Regions from separate parts of the Mus musculus genome. Here region 1 is linked to region 2. Evidence: chromatin loops called from intact Hi-C (ENCODE). Cell type or tissue: left cerebral cortex. All regions are shown on one strand. Each heading gives the region's core, and the rest is flanking DNA. Links, peaks and the distances in the headings are about the cores only.

Evidence for each region. A loop is a pair of places that touch in the nucleus more often than their neighbours do. Peaks named below come from ENCODE experiments on the same cell type or tissue, not always from the same donor. Only the 100,000 strongest peaks of a DNase experiment are listed, where the experiment ranks them.
Region 1: it touches region 2 in a loop (4-fold over the local background); 10 of 42 quality-filtered maps call a loop at or near these places.

Annotation. Positions count from the first base shown.
Region 1 is chr5:10,670,294-10,678,646 of GRCm38, forward strand. No RefSeq gene overlaps it. Among named protein-coding and RNA genes, the nearest start is that of Gm32266, 250 kb to the right of the region's middle. In left cerebral cortex, for the core only: a CTCF peak has its summit at 4,079 (motif pointing right); a DNase peak (open chromatin) is centred at 4,091.
Region 2 is chr5:12,548,035-12,556,387 of GRCm38, forward strand. Sema3d (sema domain, immunoglobulin domain (Ig), short basic domain, secreted, (semaphorin) 3D) reads left to right here. Exons shown (of 18, transcript NM_028882.4): 11 at 5,044-5,188. Among named protein-coding and RNA genes, the nearest start is that of Sema3d, 170 kb to the left of the region's middle. In left cerebral cortex, for the core only: no CTCF peak of the experiment used is centred there; no DNase peak of the experiment used is centred there.

The DNA of each region.
Region 1 (8,353 bases), core at 300-8,299, 1.9 Mb before region 2:
CGTGAAGTAACAACAAGATAATTATATGGGGATCACCACAACATGGAAGACTGTACTAGAGGGTCACAGCATTAGGAAGGATGAGAGTCCCTGATCTAGAGGAAGCTGTAGAACACTTGTAAAGTCATTTCTCCTGAATTAAAACATTCTCTCTTGAATGGACAAACTAAGAAAAAGCTCAGAAACTGCAGAAGACCCATGCTCACCATATCTGTCCTCGTGTTTCTGTAAACAATAGCAACCGTATGGGGGCACAGAAACTCTTGAGTGATGAGGGACGCTTCATCTCTCAGGTTGGGGTGAGGCTTTCATTGAGTTCACTGCCATGATACTGTAAGTATCTCTTATTTTCACTCTTGTGGATGACACTCAGAAAGTCATTGGTACAGTTCAGATTTGGGTAGAATCATTTCTTCCATATGTTGTCCATACTATACCTGAGGTAAATAGATATTTATTCCTTTATTCCTATAAAAATTAGCACCATAACCCATGGAATCTTAACGTTGATTTGGAAGAAGGAAAGGAGGAAGTGTGACAGAGGTAGAGGAGAGGGAAACAGTTACACAAATAAATAAATGTAGCAAATGGTTAAAATGCTTGCATACAATATCACATTCACTTTTAGTACTTAAGTTTATCATCAGTGACAGTACTGCTTCCAATCCAAAAGATTCTACCAGTCGTGAAAAAATGTATTTAAAAGATTTGTTTGTACCTAACCATCTTAGCATTTGTCTTGCATTCTTCCTGGCATGGCCTTTCTATGCTGATTTGTCCCACGGCATATTTGTGGGCTGATGGACACTGAATACTTCTTTGTGGGCTTCTTTGGCGCATAGTTATTTTGCACAAGAAGCATATCAGATCCAAGTATGTGTCATTTTGGTTATCATCTATGAATAATATATATGTAAAATGAATACAGCATATAAACATAAAATAATAAAGAATGGAAAATAGTTCTTGTGTAGTGGGAAAATTCTGGATATACATGAGCTCAGTGTATGTCTATTCATTTGAAGACACATTAGTTATTGGATTTGTGAAAAATATCAGAAAGGCTTTTATTTTACTTCTGTTAGTAATCCTTATCTCATCTGTCAATTCTCTAAATAGGTTGCAGGACCTGAGTGCAGAAGTCAGTCACCAGAAATGCCCATCAAGTGAATTAACTCTTTTCTATAGAAGACCCCAGAAAAAAATACAGTTAAATGACAGTAAAAAATATTTGGCAACATGGTATTAACATATTGTTTATACAGATGCATAGCCACATATCAAGATATATTATTTCACCAACCTTCAGTTTTGAATTCAAGGATTATATGATTAAAAAATATTTTCATAACTCATGAATAATGGTAATGAAGTTTTATCCATCATATCATTCATTTAGGTTTGTGATAGATAGAAAGCAAAAGAGCTTTGTCTTTTTAATTCTTAATGTCTGTTCTCCTCATGAATAGGCAAGAGAAAATTTGTTACCTTATTCAAGGCTTACAGTTTTAGAAATTATTCACTGCAGTTCAGTAAAATTCTCCAACATAGTCACCATTTCTCAATCACTTCCTAAGCAGGTTAGTTTGAGGCCTACAGAGTTAGCACACAGATGTAAAGTGTGAAGTAGACACATTGAGGTCAAAAGGCAGGTGGCAAGGGAAAGCATGAACAGCCACAAACCAGCCCCTGACAAAGAGAATGTGTGCAGATGTCTACCTACTAAAAATGATGCCTTGATCTCATTCCATCTGTCATTCCAGCAGGGCACGAAGGAAATCTTACTAATCTCAAGAAACACCTAACCACATTTTATGATGTTCTGGCTCAGTCAATGTCATGGATACCATAGCAATGTTCTCCAGTTATTTTCCCTCCTTGGAGCAAATGTATAAACTGCCCCTTTGTTCCCACACAGTCATTGCATTGTTTGGAACCCCTAGTAGCACTGAAGCCCATTCCCCTGTGGTGACTGATAAATCACTCTCACGCACACATTTCTGCTGCATATCTTCAGGTTTCACTGAGGACCATGATATTAGTAAGCAGAAGGATAAAAGTACCTAGTGTTTTGATGTATGAATTCATTCCCCCAAACCGCTCACTTTCTTGTTTTCCTTTCAAGGAAGACTTTAAAGGACCATTTTGAAAAGACTTTTTTCTTATTTAATACTCCCATATTTTGTTTTCACTTTAAAATTAAAGAATGAATTTCATTGATATTTCTCATGGAAATAAATTCACAATATAAAACAGAGCAACAACAAAGCACTTCCCATAAACACAGTTGCAGAGTACATTTAGTACGTTCTTACTCTCCTAACACAAGAAATTATGTATTTTGCTGTAGAAGTCATAAAGAAAGCACAGAATTTTCATGTATAATTCAACTGAGGATATATTATCAGACTCGGGAGTAGTGGGATTATTATCCCACTACTCACTCTTCTCTAGTGAGTGTGCAACTCATATCACAAAGCTCTCATGCTTTTCCTAAGATGTGAAATATGGGCAATGCTAAATTTAGTAAGAACTTACTAAACAGTGCCCCTCTGCAACTGTGTTTATGGGAAGGGCTTTGTTGTTGCTTTGTTTATATTGTGAATTTATTTCCATGAGAAATGTCAATGAAATTCATTCTTTAATTTTATGCTCATTGTCTTGACATCAGTGTGAAAATATTCACACGTTCAACCATAAAGTTTCAGTGGATTAAATATATTACAGTTTATTTACTAACTCCAGAAACTTTAAATAGTGTTTCTTGACAGAGTTATAAAAAGAACAATCATATTATATTCAATTTTTAAAAGGTTTATAGACGTCAAAAAGGAAGAAACAGTCACATAATATTTTAGACATTTCTAGTATGTTTTATAATAGGAAATTTTAAAAGATTTATTTATATTATATGTGCATGAGTGTTTGCCTGAATATACTTATATATGCCAAATATTGTCTCTACTACAAGTGGAGACTGGAAAATGACTTCAGAAGCCCTGAGGCTAGAGTTACAGACAACTGTGTGCTGCCATCAAGTTTTTTGGAACCAAACTAGAAACAAGTGTTCTTAGCCACTGCGCCATCTCTCCATTCCCTGGGGAAACTTCTAAAAATTCATTTTAAAATTAGAATATAACAGCAACAACAAAAAAAATAAGGGAAGAGGTTAAAGTGACTCATGACTTGAATAGATAAGATAGAAAGCAGGTGATTCTACAGAACTTTTAATTTTTTATTTGTTCTTCGGCCATTGCAACATCTAATACTATTTCTTTGAAATATCTGTAATGCAAGTAGGCAATATAAATAACAGTTGACAACACAGGTAATTTTTATGATGAATCCTGATCAAATCTCATCTCTCTTACTTAGAGTTAGGTAACTTATAATGGTTATTTAATTTTTTTCATTCTTCCATTTGTACCTCTGTTTCTTTATCTGAAAACTAGGATGATCATGTGCCTTCATTGTTAGGGTCAAATACATTTAGTGCTAGAAAGTGTTCCAGTAATGCTTGGAAAATTATAAATACCACAAACTGGTAAGTATTGTTATCTCTATATTTATGTTTTCTTCAGAATCTCTACTTGAAATATACCAACCATAGACTATTCACAACTAAGTTAATCCTATATACTTTAACACATAACACCAATGACTGCCTTGCATAAATATTAGCTTCCATAACACTATTTCAAATGTGTTGCATAGTACATTTATCATGTAAAATCAAAGTAGTAAATAAATTTGTTTCCATTTTGCATATCAGAAAATTCCAACATCCTGTGAAAAGCTCATCTACTAATGGTACAAGTTCAAATGGGATTTGAAGTCATGCACACTGTTCCTGAAGTTTGCACTGTGAACTTGTGTTGTCTTTCAGTGTACACTATGCTAGGATTAGATTAGATCTATGATATTTAATTCTTACTAAGGGAGATAAAAGGTGATGTCATTTTTCAAATATTCTGGATAAACATTTTATAAAACATTCTTTTAATGACTTACTAAAAAACAAACTCTTGAGTTCTGAAAGTCATTAATAGCTTTCTGATGTTTCTGTCTTAGCAGACTTGCCACAAGATGGCAAACTTCACTAAGAAGTGCTCACTAGCTCAGGTGCAAACACATAATTAGCTGTCATTGAACACAGCTGGGTAGATAACAAAGACCTTTTGTACAAACTTTCCTGAAAATATAGACCGTAATAATTAGGTTAAGTCAGGGCTAACAAACAATATAAATGATATTAAAACCATTTATTCAAAGCTCTACCTTGTGCTTCTATTTGTCAAAAGCATTGTGGCATTTTATATCTTTTAACATTCTATTATCAAGATCAAAGCTCTTGGTCTGACTTTACATTCTTTCACAAGAAATATTTTGATTATAAAAAAAGATTATATATTCCCTGGAGAAAAGGCTCTTTCAATGCACCTATCCATATGAGTTCTTAGGATGGAATAAACATTAGAACTGTTCTGTAGCCTGTCACCGTCACTACAGCCCATCAACACTGTCAGAGCATTAGTGAAAGACTAAACAGTAAGGCAGAAACGCTGATAATTCAGACAGACAAAAGTCTGAACCCAAGAACCCAATCCATTATTGGCAGATGTTGAAAGTTAATCCTATGACGAAAATAACTATTTCAACTATTTCACATTTCTAGGTACAATGGTATTAAAGAGTAGAATAAAAACGCCATAACATACATTACAAAGGCCACAAGCACATTATCAAAACAGCCCACTTCAAACTACAGATCAAGCAGAATGGATGTCAAGGTCTCACTTGCACTTGAAATGCTTGGCTATGGCTAAAAAAGATTTTCATATTTAAGTGACAACTTCCTGTGAGGGAGCAGAGCTGCTCTGAGGTTTGTCAGTTCTCTTTAAACTGTTGAATACAATTGTCAGGCAAATATAGAATGGTTCTCTATCAGTGGGGGGTCAGTGAAGTCATCTGTGGTCCAAATGTTCTCTCCATAGACTCTGAGATACTGAGTCTGTAGCAGTCTCAGCTCTGGCCAAGCTCTGGAGTAGCAAATGGATTTGAGAGATTAAATGTAAATCTCCTGTGTGTGAAAGCTAGGTTTAGGACTACTGTGCTGGCTGTATGGAGATGGAGCCCTCAAATCACACCACAGATGAGCAACTGTAATGAAAGCTAAACCTTACACAACTTTTGTTCTCTTAGGAGGAAAATGGACATTTTGAGACACAAAGATTTTATACTTGATGCACACATACACTTACAGTTGTTTACATTTCTCTTTGGATCTATTTGCTTGCTTATTCAAGAGGGTTGAGTTTAGCTCTCTGTGCTCAGATCTTCCCACTTTGTTTAGTAGAGCCCATTTACACTTACTTCTGGTAAACTTAGTTCATCAAAAGCTTTACCAAAACCCATAGATGGAAGTTTTCTCTCTGTAGTATCTACATTCAAATTATAACCTTCTGCAGTGCAGTGGCCAGTAGAGCAGATCTTTGTTTGTTTGTACTGGTATGATAGTTGTTGAAGTAGAAAGTTACGATTTCCAATTCAGGAAACATGTAGACATTGTGCAGAATTTTAGTACAGAGTATATTTTGAAATGTTTTGATAATGTCATAAGAATATAGAGGAGTTAATGGGTTAGCAGTGTATGGGAGAGAGTGGGAAGTGAAGGTAATCAGAATTCACAAAATGCATGTGTGGAATGAACAAATAATAAATTAAATTAATGTTAAAAAAGTACTATGGCCAAATTCGCTAAACACTGGCTTGGAGGGAAAGACCTGTTAGTTGATCTTGTTGTATCTGCTTCTTGTCATTTTAATACACATTAAATAATGAATAAAAACAAGGAAGAAAAAGATAATCTATGGCTTTTCCACTAAGAATAAATTGTGAATAATATATATTAAATAAACTATAACTAGTATAATTAATTCACATTTATAATATTTACTCCTGACTCCTGCTATATCTATTCCACATGTTAAAATTTCATATACTCTGTCTTAATTTATTAGTAACCCACTAATGAGACCAATATGTGCTTCCCACATACTTCCATGTACAGGGTCATCGTTTTAGTTAGGGATTTATTGCTGAGAACAGGCACCATGACCAAGGCAATTCTAATATTTAATTGGGCCTGGCTTACAGGATCAGAGGTTCAGTCCATTATCATCAACACAAGAGTATGACAGCGTCCAGGCAGGCATGGTTCAGGAGAAGCTTAGAGTTCTACTTCATCTGCAGGCTGCAGGGAGACAAATGGAGGAGGGTCTTAAAGGCCATGCCCACAGTGACACACTTCCGCCAAAGAAGGCCACACCTCCACATAGTGCAACTCCCTGGGCTATGCATATTCAAACTACCATAGTCCTTCACTAGATCATAGTTGACCTACAAGGGTGCACACCCTTAAAGGAAACTTATCCACCCACTGAAGCCACCAAGTTCCCATACCTATAGTTAAGGTTGGGAGCTTCTTTCCATGCTAGAATGTTGACTTGCTTGATCTTATGCAGACAACTTGTAGGATTTCCAGAATGCTACAATCCTGTTATGTCCAGAATACCCTATTTTGCTCCAGTGTTCCCCAGCCTTTAGCACTTACAATCTTTCCCCCTTTATTCCATAATGATTCCTGGACTTTAGTTTGGATATATAGATATTCTGTTTGTTGCAGAACTCTCTATGGTGTTAGCTGCTATTAACAACCTTGTTATGCACTTTAACCAGTTGTAATTTTCTGTGTTGTCCACAGCAACTTCTTTGATGAGTTCTGTGAGCTATGAGTAGACAAATACAAATTTAGAAGACAGTGGTATATTATGGATCTTTAGTAGAATAAGAATAGTAAATACAGCATTGAATCCTGTTTTTGCTCCTACCATGGAAAACATTATAAATTCAGTGAAGTAACCCAGATCAAGAAATGTGTCATATATTTATTTGTATGTGAATTTTTGTTTCAGGATATTTGATAATGCTGTGAATCCCAAGATTATGCTACTTATTGGAAAAAATCCATTTCTTGTTCTGTGTCTCAGCCTTAGCACACATCATTAATCTAAGAGCCTTAGGTATACTGTACACAAGATTATATAAAGTACACCATAGAGCAAGAGGCAAAGAGAGCAACCAGCTGACTGAGAATGAATATATGGAACAATATAGAAAGTAATAGTAGCTCAGGAGTATGGATAGAGAGTCAAATAGTACCAAGGAGGGCCATTGATTTGGAAGGAGTTTGGAGATGGTGTGGAGAACAAATGCCTTTTGAGGATGTTTGCTGTGGAGGAAAGTCAGCTGGATATTTTCTCTGCTTATTTGAGTTAGCAGATTTTCACCCCAGCATCTGGCTCTTAAGTCTTCGTTGGTAAATCTAAGAATTGAAAATTTGTTAAAAACACAATTTTGCACTCAAATGCATGGCACAACTACAGGGACAAAGAAATCATGTCAGTTGTAGACAAACTGAGATGCCATTAGATTTGGTAAGTCACTTGCTAAGCCTTCAAGAAGCAAGTTAGAGAAGGAAAATACCATAATACAAGGCATTAGAAACATATACAGTGGTCTTTTAGATGGCTAGAAAATAGAAGCAGAAAATGAAAAGCTAAATGACTTCATTGAAATTGGCTCAATAGTGCTATTATGATTATTATAATTTTGATATTACATATTTTATCTTTAATATCAGTAGTGGCTTTCTGTATCCCCTGACTGATAAAAGCTTTAGAATTCAAAGTCTCTTCCAAGATTCATGAGATCTTTTTATTGTAGTCCCTCATAAAATCAAAATCAAAATTCAGATCACAAACTTTGAACATCATAGAATATACATTACTATTCCAAAATATCATAGTAAGGAAATATTGAACAACAGCAAGATCAAAAGAGAGCTGGGAAAACTCTGAACTATAAGTCTCCATGTCTGATGTCCAACTATTTTCAGCTTTGGTGACTGAAACACAATTCTTTCTCTTGGTCTGGTTCCACACTCTGTTAGCAGCTGTCCCCATCATCTCTGGCATCTCAAACTTCTTGGGATCTCCACGGCAACTTTAACTTCATAGCCTCTTCTTCCAACGTCTAGGACCCACATATGATCTACTGGGCTCCTTCAAAGGTGTTAGGCCACTTCTCCAACTCTGCTATCTGTAGCACTCTTGGCCCAGAATGACTCCACTCCATTGCTGTTGCTGTTCTTGGTGATCATCCTACAGTACTGGCATCTCCAAAAATGCTGGGATTTTCTTATAAAACTAGGTTGCACTTTCAACAATACCTTCTTATAGGTTCCCTTCATGGTGCCAACCCTCAATTTCTTTGCCTGATCCCTTCAGTCCTG
Region 2 (8,353 bases), core at 210-8,209:
TTTAGTTCTAGTATGGTTTTGTTCATTTCCATCACCTGTTTGGATGTGTTTTCCTGTTTTTCTTTAATGATTTCTACCTGTTTGGCTGTGTTTTCCTGCTTTTCTTTAAGGGCCTGTAACTCTTTAGCAGTGCTCTCCTGTAATTCTTTAAGTGACTTATGAAAGTCCTTCTTGATGTCCTCCATCATCATCATGAGAAATGTTTTTAAATCTGGGTTTAGATTTTCGGTTGTGTTGGGGTGCCCAGGACTAGGTGGGGTGGGAGTGCTGCGTTCTGATGATGGTGAGTGGTCTTGATTTCTGTTAGTAGGATTCTTACGTTTGCCTTTCGCCATCTGGTAATCTCTGAAGCTAGCTGTTTTAGTTGTCACTGTTAAGAGCTTGTTCTTCAGGTGACTCTGTTAGCCTCTATGAGCAGACCTGGAGGGTAGCACTCTCCTTAGTTTCAGTGGGCAGAGTATTCTCTGCAGGCAAGCTCTCTTCTTGCAAGGCAGGTACCCAGATATCTGGTGTTCGAACCAGACTCCTGGCAGAAGTTGTGTTCCACTCACTAGAGGTCTTAGGGTCACGTGTGGAATCCTGTGTGGGCCCTTGCGGGTGTCAGGCGACTCAGCTGGCAAGGTATCCCGGGGCTCGAGTGGAGTGGAAGGAGTTTGTGCCCCAGATCAAGCCCGGGTAGCCTGCTTCCCTATGTACTGCAGTCTCAAGTTCCGCGCGATTGGATTGGGGCAGGCGCTGTGTTCCACTCACCAGAGGTCTCAGGGTCCCGTGGGGAGTCCCGTGTGGGCCCTTGCGGGTGTTGGGCAAGACTCTGCTGGCAAGGTAGCCCGGGGCTCGAGTCTCGAGTCGAGCGGAAGGGACTTGTGCCCCAGATCAGGCCCGGGTAGCCTGCTTCCCTATGTACCGCAGTCTCAAGTTCCGCGCGATTGGATTGGGGCAGGCGCTGTGTTCCACTCACCGGAGGTCTTAGGGTCCCGTGGGGAGTCCTGTGTGGGCCCTTGCGGGTGTTGGGCAAGACTCTGCTGGCAAGGTAGCCCGGGGCTCGAGTCTCGAGTCGAGCGGAAGGGCCACAATGCTCTTCTTAAAGTTTTTTTTTTTTTATAAATGTCTGAAGAGTTGTATTGTAAGGAACTGGGGTATAGGACCATGAGACTTTGCTAGGCAATTCCAGAATCCAAAAGGCAGGCTGCTGAGAAAAGGCAGGGAAGTTGAATTCTCAGCGTGGCCCAAGATTTCAACAGCACAATCTGTCGATATGTATAACTTATGACCTGACTCAGTCCACCCAGATTATTGAAGATAATCTCCCTAACATCAAATGATCGAGTCTTTTGATCATATCTATTAAATACATTCATATTAGTAATTAACCTCATGTTTGAATAGTTGGAGACACACCAGAAAGGCCACCACAGTGAATGTGGTTTGTCTGTGGTAGATAATGAGGCTCTCTGGCACTATGCCAAACTCTCACAGCTGGCTAGTCTGAAGACACTCAATTCTGTATTTTCTTACTTCAAGCTTTAAAAAGCAGTTTGTGTGTGTGTGTGTGTGTGTGTGTGTGTGTGTGTGTATGATGGTTATGTCTTTGTTTCTGTGGGTATTGAAACTTGTGTGTGGATGTCCATAAAGACCAGAATCAGACATCTGATACTTTAGAATTTGATTTACAGGCAGCTATCAACTGCCTAAAGTGGGTGTTGGGAAACTGAGCTCTAATACTCTGCAAAAGCAACAAGCACTTTTAACCCTGCCTGAGTCATCTCTTCTGCCCTACAGAAAATGCATTTATTCCTTGAAAACTTGCTTACATATAAGTCAAATAGTTATTTGCTTGTTTCCCTGGTAGTCATAGGCTAATACAGATGCTGTAAGCTACACACTCAGCCCCAAACTAGCATAGTTATATTAGATACTTTTCTTATCACTCTGACTGAATATCCCAGAGAACACTTATAAGAAAAATGAATCACCCTCTGAAGATTTTATCTATTATGGTAAAGCAGGAATGCTCTAGGAGCTTTCTCACACTTGAGATTTTAAAGCAAAGCAAACCCCGGCCAGAAGCAGAGTTGAGGTGTAATCTTCAAGGCCTACTTCCAGGGAAACACTTTCTTCAGTGAGGTTCCACCTCCCAAAATAGCACTACCTACTTAGGGCCAGTTATTTAAAACCAAGAGCATGTTAGGGATACCTCATGTTCACACTATTACAATAGCTAGAGGTTCTTTTAAATTTTCCTTCATAATTGCATAGTACACATATCTTTATCATTTCACCTTGTTTTTTTTTTTTCTTAGAAATCTATTCCTGCTTGTTCTTTTTACACCAGCATGGTTGCCTCTATCCCAATTACCACAGATAATGTTTACCCAGTCCCCTGAACATCCGTATTGTTTTTAGTCTACTTTTCCTAGACATGATTCAGTGACTCATCTGACCTCTGGCCACTCCACTGCACATATGAGTAAGCATATCTCCAAAATGAAGTCACAGGATAAAATTGTTAGATACCAAAAGCATATATGTGTAATGCTCATAATCAATGCTTTCTATATGTGTGGCCAAAGAGGTTGTACAAAGGAAACAAATAAATCAAGGACTGAATCCATTGACAAGGCTGTAGTGCATCATAAGATAGCGCATTCTTGACTTAGAACCTTATCATATCGCAAACTATCCTATCTGTACCCCTTTGTGAACTTGAACAGGTAGACATGGTTGTTCTGACAATTCCACTAACTTACCCTTTACGATAAGTTGGATAAGTTGCTAGTTCCTATCAACAAAGCCTGTCTGAAAGTTTCCTCGTCTTTACACCTACCTATATTCTCATCTGATTTTTGTCCTATTACATATCACTGATGCTCTCCCTTGACTTCAATGAGATTGTAGAGGTACCCACAAATTTCTTTTAAAGGTGTGTTCTCTACTGTCTTCATCCTATTTAATTTGATGACTAATGTTTGGTGTGTTAAAAGTACACAGCCACTTCCATTGAATGCCTGGAACACTCTTCAGTTTTGCATATATCTTCCCATAACTCTTTATCATTGTGCATTGGCATTAGCACTAGAGGACTTTGAGGTATTGCTATCGACGAGGAAAGAAATGACTCTGGTATCTTCCTTTAAATAAAATATTGCAGTTTTTAGATTTTTTTTTCTGTAGCAAGATGAGGAGAAATTGTCTATGGATTCAGAATACATTATAAAATAGTATTTGATTAATTATGAAACTGAAGATGGAAATATTTTAATACAGGCATTAAGAAGACAGCTTAAGAGCTGCATTTTGGGAATCAATTTTTCTTTTCATGTGCAATGCATTTCAAAAGGATGCAAGAGGAGCAATTGCCTGTAGTGGTTCAAGTGTCTCAGCTTTAGTTTTTTTGGCCTGTTTCCATCCAAAATCTTGCTTTGAAGTCAATGTGTTCCACACACAAGATTTAGATATGTTAGATATGTGCAAGGGAGACAGAGCCCCAAGATAGTGCTTTAATTTTTTTCTTTTCCTATCAAGTTTCTGCCCACCCAGAGTGTGAAGTTACACGTCTTTGTTCCTGGTGTTCTTTGTTGTTTTATTTTTAATGCTGCCATGAAGACTGATGTAATTTTGGAATTCAAGTCATATCCCTTATCTAGTAAGAAAAAAATGTAATTAACCTTTAATAATGGTGTATTATTTCTTTAAAATATAATAGGCAGATATATCACTATTATCACAATATCACTTTCCTCCTAGACACATGCTTACCATTGCCTTCTTAAGTTTCTCACTTATAATCATTCCAAGAATATTAATGACTGAGCTTCTCATGCTAAAGAATGATTAGTTTGTTTGTGTAAAGTCAGGATGATGTCATTTGGTCAGAAAGGTTCATCTTAATTTTAAGAATAGTCTTTGCAGAATGTCTTAGCCTTAAAGGAAATGCATTTTGCTTTCCAGAAATATAGCAAGAAAGAAATGCCAGACGTGTCCTAATGATTGTCATCTCTGTCTTGTAGAATTTCAGAATTCCTGTGGAAGTTTTACCTGTTTAGTATTCCTGTTGAAACCACAGGGTTGTGATCATATTCCGTATTAAGTAGATGGCTATAATTCATAATTCCTAAAATAAAAATCATTTTAACAAAATCATATGAGCAATATATTCAATGTCAAAATCTGGTATGTGCAATCACTTTGAATAGATGGATAATGGAAAGGAAGGTGGCTCAGTCAGTATTCACACTTGCCACACAAACCTAACACCATTAGTTTTGTCCCCTCAACACATACTTGAAGATTATAATGAAATTTGCCATTCACCCAGAACTACATGTCATATACAAACAATACAATAATATCAAACATAATAAAACATTTCAAAAGACAGATAAATGATCCTGTTTTTCTTGTATCCAAATATTTTAAACATAATGTAAATTTTATATTTAAGTGCTTTATAAGTATAATGATTTCAAAATTAACAATATGTGAGTAAGAATCATATCTAATCATTTCTACAATATAGTTTTTCTAGATCAATGTTACCTAACCTGAGGGTCATGATATCTTTGGGAGTCAAAGGACCCTCTCGCAGGGGTCACATATTAGATATTCTACATATCAGATATTTACATTATAATGAATAACTAAAAAAATTAGTTATGATGTAGCAATAAAAATAATTTTATGGTTGAGTGTCACCACCACATGAAGAACTATATTAAACGGTCACGGCATTGAGAAGGTTGAGAACCACTGTACCAAATGTTTCCTACTAAAAATTCGGTGTCAATGTGGACATTACCTGTTCCATGGTGATTCCTGATAATCCATTTGGCAGCCCGTTTCCGATGTAGGCTTCCCTTCCCTACCTGTAAGGTAGTTACCATCATCATGTCAGTCAGGATTACTTGCCTATAAGCTCGTTCAAGACACAAACACATATTTCTGCAGTGCCTGTCAACAACAGTATGCGATACATTTTCCACACATCTCTTAGGTACAGATATGTGTTCAGCAGGAGAATGAATGGGTCATCTTCCTCTCTTTCAGCTCCATCTTCAAAGGCTCTGCTGTCTGTGTGTACAGCATGGCTGATATCCGAGCAGTCTTTAATGGTCCCTATGCTCATAAGGAAAGTGCTGACCATCGCTGGGTGCAATATGATGGAAGGATACCTTACCCCCGACCTGGAACGGTATGTACCCAGCTAAAACCTGAAGTATTTTTCTAATTCCATATCCAATTCCTAATTCTATTATTACCAACTATGATACTTTTAAAGCCACATGTGCTGTTGATTTTGAAACAATTATCTGTTTATGGTGCTATGTTAGTATTTCCATTATTCAAATGAAGTTAAAGAATGTTGAATGATAATTTTAAGTACTAAAGAACACACTGGACTATGTTGTGATGCATTACAAATGTAACTCAGATATATCAATTTAGTTGTATTTAATGCAAATTTTACAGATTGGATGAAAATGCCAACTGAGAAATTGTTTTGTTCATACATGTCTGTGTATATCTTCCATACATCTCTAAAGTGTCTTAGTGTCTGGCTCTTTTTTTTTAAGACTTGATTCTTTAAAATGGTTCATTTAAATGATCAATTTTCTTGATATGCATATGTCTTCCTTTATTATGCTGAGATTTGAGATAATATACTATCCTTAAAGTGGAAGAAATTCTTAATAACCTCTAGTTCAAGACAGGTTGATGGCATATACTCGTGGGCACAGTAATCTGAGGCATGTAGTAAGACTTTGAACTTGAGACCAGCCCCTTTACTAGCATGAAAGGGGAGCTACAAGTAGAAGGAAAAAGTAGATGAGGAAGAGGAGGAAGACTTAGTCCAAAATTATTTTCAAATGGTACAAACCATATTTAAAGATAGATGATTAAAAGTAGAATGTTTTTTTTAGAATTTATGCATTTGCTTAAAAATAAAAAACCAAAAAACAAAGCAGGAGCTTGGGAGATGCTTCATGTAGCTGTGCAATCAGAAGGACCAGTGTTTAGATGCCTAGAAATCGAATAAAAAGCTGGATGCTGAAGTGCACACCCGTGATCCCACAGTGGGTGCTGTAGTGCATGCCCGTGATCCCACTGTGGAGGAAGAGATAGGAAGATCTCTTGGGCTTTCTGTCCAACCAATCCATCCAAATGCCTGAGCTTCAGGATCAGTGAGAGGTACTGTCTTCCAAAATAAGACATACAACAATCGAAGAAGACACCACATTGATACTGGCCTTCACATGATGAAGCACAGATAAACATGTGAACGCAGACATGCACACACATATAGATGCACAAAAATACCTGAAGTGCACACCTCTGTATATGCATGGTAAATGAAAGGTTCTTCAAAACTTAATATCAAGGAGGTTAGTGTCCTGTATATCTATTTAGATATTATTCTAAATATTTCCACCATGAAATTTAAAAATAATATCAAATGAAGTTTGCAATTGATATATATTGTACTTGGTATTTACTTTTCGTGTTTATTCTTAGAGGGAAAATAATTGGTTCTAGAACTTTCTTCTCTTCCTGGGTTCCTGTTACATAGCATAATTAAACTTGTATTATTTTACAACTATTTGTATTTTCCTCTCATTATTTCTCAATATAAATTTGTTTCTGGGATGTTCTGTCTTATTATTAGATATTTACTATTTTTAAGGATATCTACATATTTATATTACTTACTGTTTTGTCTTTGTAAAGAGGGCCTTAATCTTTCCAATTAGTCTAATGTAATCCAACATTGCAAGAACTTTCTGGAGAAAATGAGAAAGCACCAGAGATAGCCCATTGAGAGACCACAGAAATTTTTACATCTACATCTAGCTTCCAGAATCAGGGAGGTTTGGTAGTGTCACTTCCGTGAGTGAGAGGTTACTTTCAGGAGCTGGGGTGACTAATGGACAGCCACACCTTATGGTGATGACTAAAAAAGCCACATTTCTGGAGCTCCAGGGAAAACTTGCAGGTAGCTTTTCTTAAGTCTTCTCTTGGCCAGTAATTCTTTCCTGCTGACTGAACCCTGAGAGGGGCTTTATGGATCAGCTAAGTCATCAGAGCTCCTACAGCTTGATAAGTTTTATGAGCTTCCTGCATTGTATGGGCCAAAATCCTTCCTTCAGGTGGGAATGTCCTAATGAGCTACTTCCATCAAAATAGCTACACTAATGCTTAGGTTAGTCTGGAGGTCCAGTCCTTATGTATTCCAGGGTGGCCTTGTACTGCTGTAGGCTAACTGTATCTGTTAATTCCATCTTGGAAGAATAAGATTACTACCACAACTTTTTAGCTAAGTTTGAAGCAAGTTTTACTCAATATTGTCTGGGATGATGGACACCTAATAGGTCCATACCAGGATTTCCAGAGAATGGCCCTGAATTACGTTAATTCAGTGCTTATAAAGAGAAACACCAAAATACTGCATACTTCCCATATTTGTCCAATCCAAGGCAAGTATTCATCCTGATATGCTTTGTGCCTGTGTACCTCCATCCTACATGTGATCATGCACATCGTGGGCAGTTGGGGGCAATCCACGTTATTTATAGAAGTGAAAACATGTGGTATGTTATCTTATATGAACAGCCTGGAGCATTTCAGGAAGTTACCTGTCCTTGAGAAGGTGGGGCTTAAAGGTTTATCTGTTCTTAGGAAAGCTGGCTTACAAGTTAGAGATATTTTTGTGGGTTTTTTTTTATTTTTTTTATTTTTTTAATAGGGTTGCAGACCCCTTTAGCTCCTTAGTTACTTTCTCTAGCTCCTCCATTGGGGGCCCTGTGATCCGTCCAATAGCTTACTGTGAGCATCCATTTCTGTGTTTGCTAGGCCCCGACATAGTCTCACAAGAGACAGCTATATCAGGGTCCTTTCAGCAAAATCTTGCTAGTGTATGCAATGGTGTCTGCGTTTGGTGGCTGATTATGGGATGGATCCCCAGATATGGTAGTCTTGATGGTCCATCCTTTTAAGCACAATAATTAAATCTTAAAACATTATCACCTGTGGAAATAATTTTTTCAAATATTACAATTTTTTAACAGTCACATTTTAATTTCTCTCATTTTTATTATGAACAGAACAAGGAATCTGACTATGGCTTATTAAATTTTTATGGTTGCAAAACAATACCATGCAGCACAGGGTAATCGTTGTACAACAGGCATGCAGAGCTCATACTTCTTGCCTGAAAAGTTGTTCCCATAGTTTTTCCCCAACTCTCTTTATTCTCTTCTACCTATGCCTTGATAGCCACTTTATTGTTCTTTGGTTCTATGAATTGTACCTCAGTACCTTATATAGTAAGTAAGTGACAAACTTTCTGGGAATAGCCTGC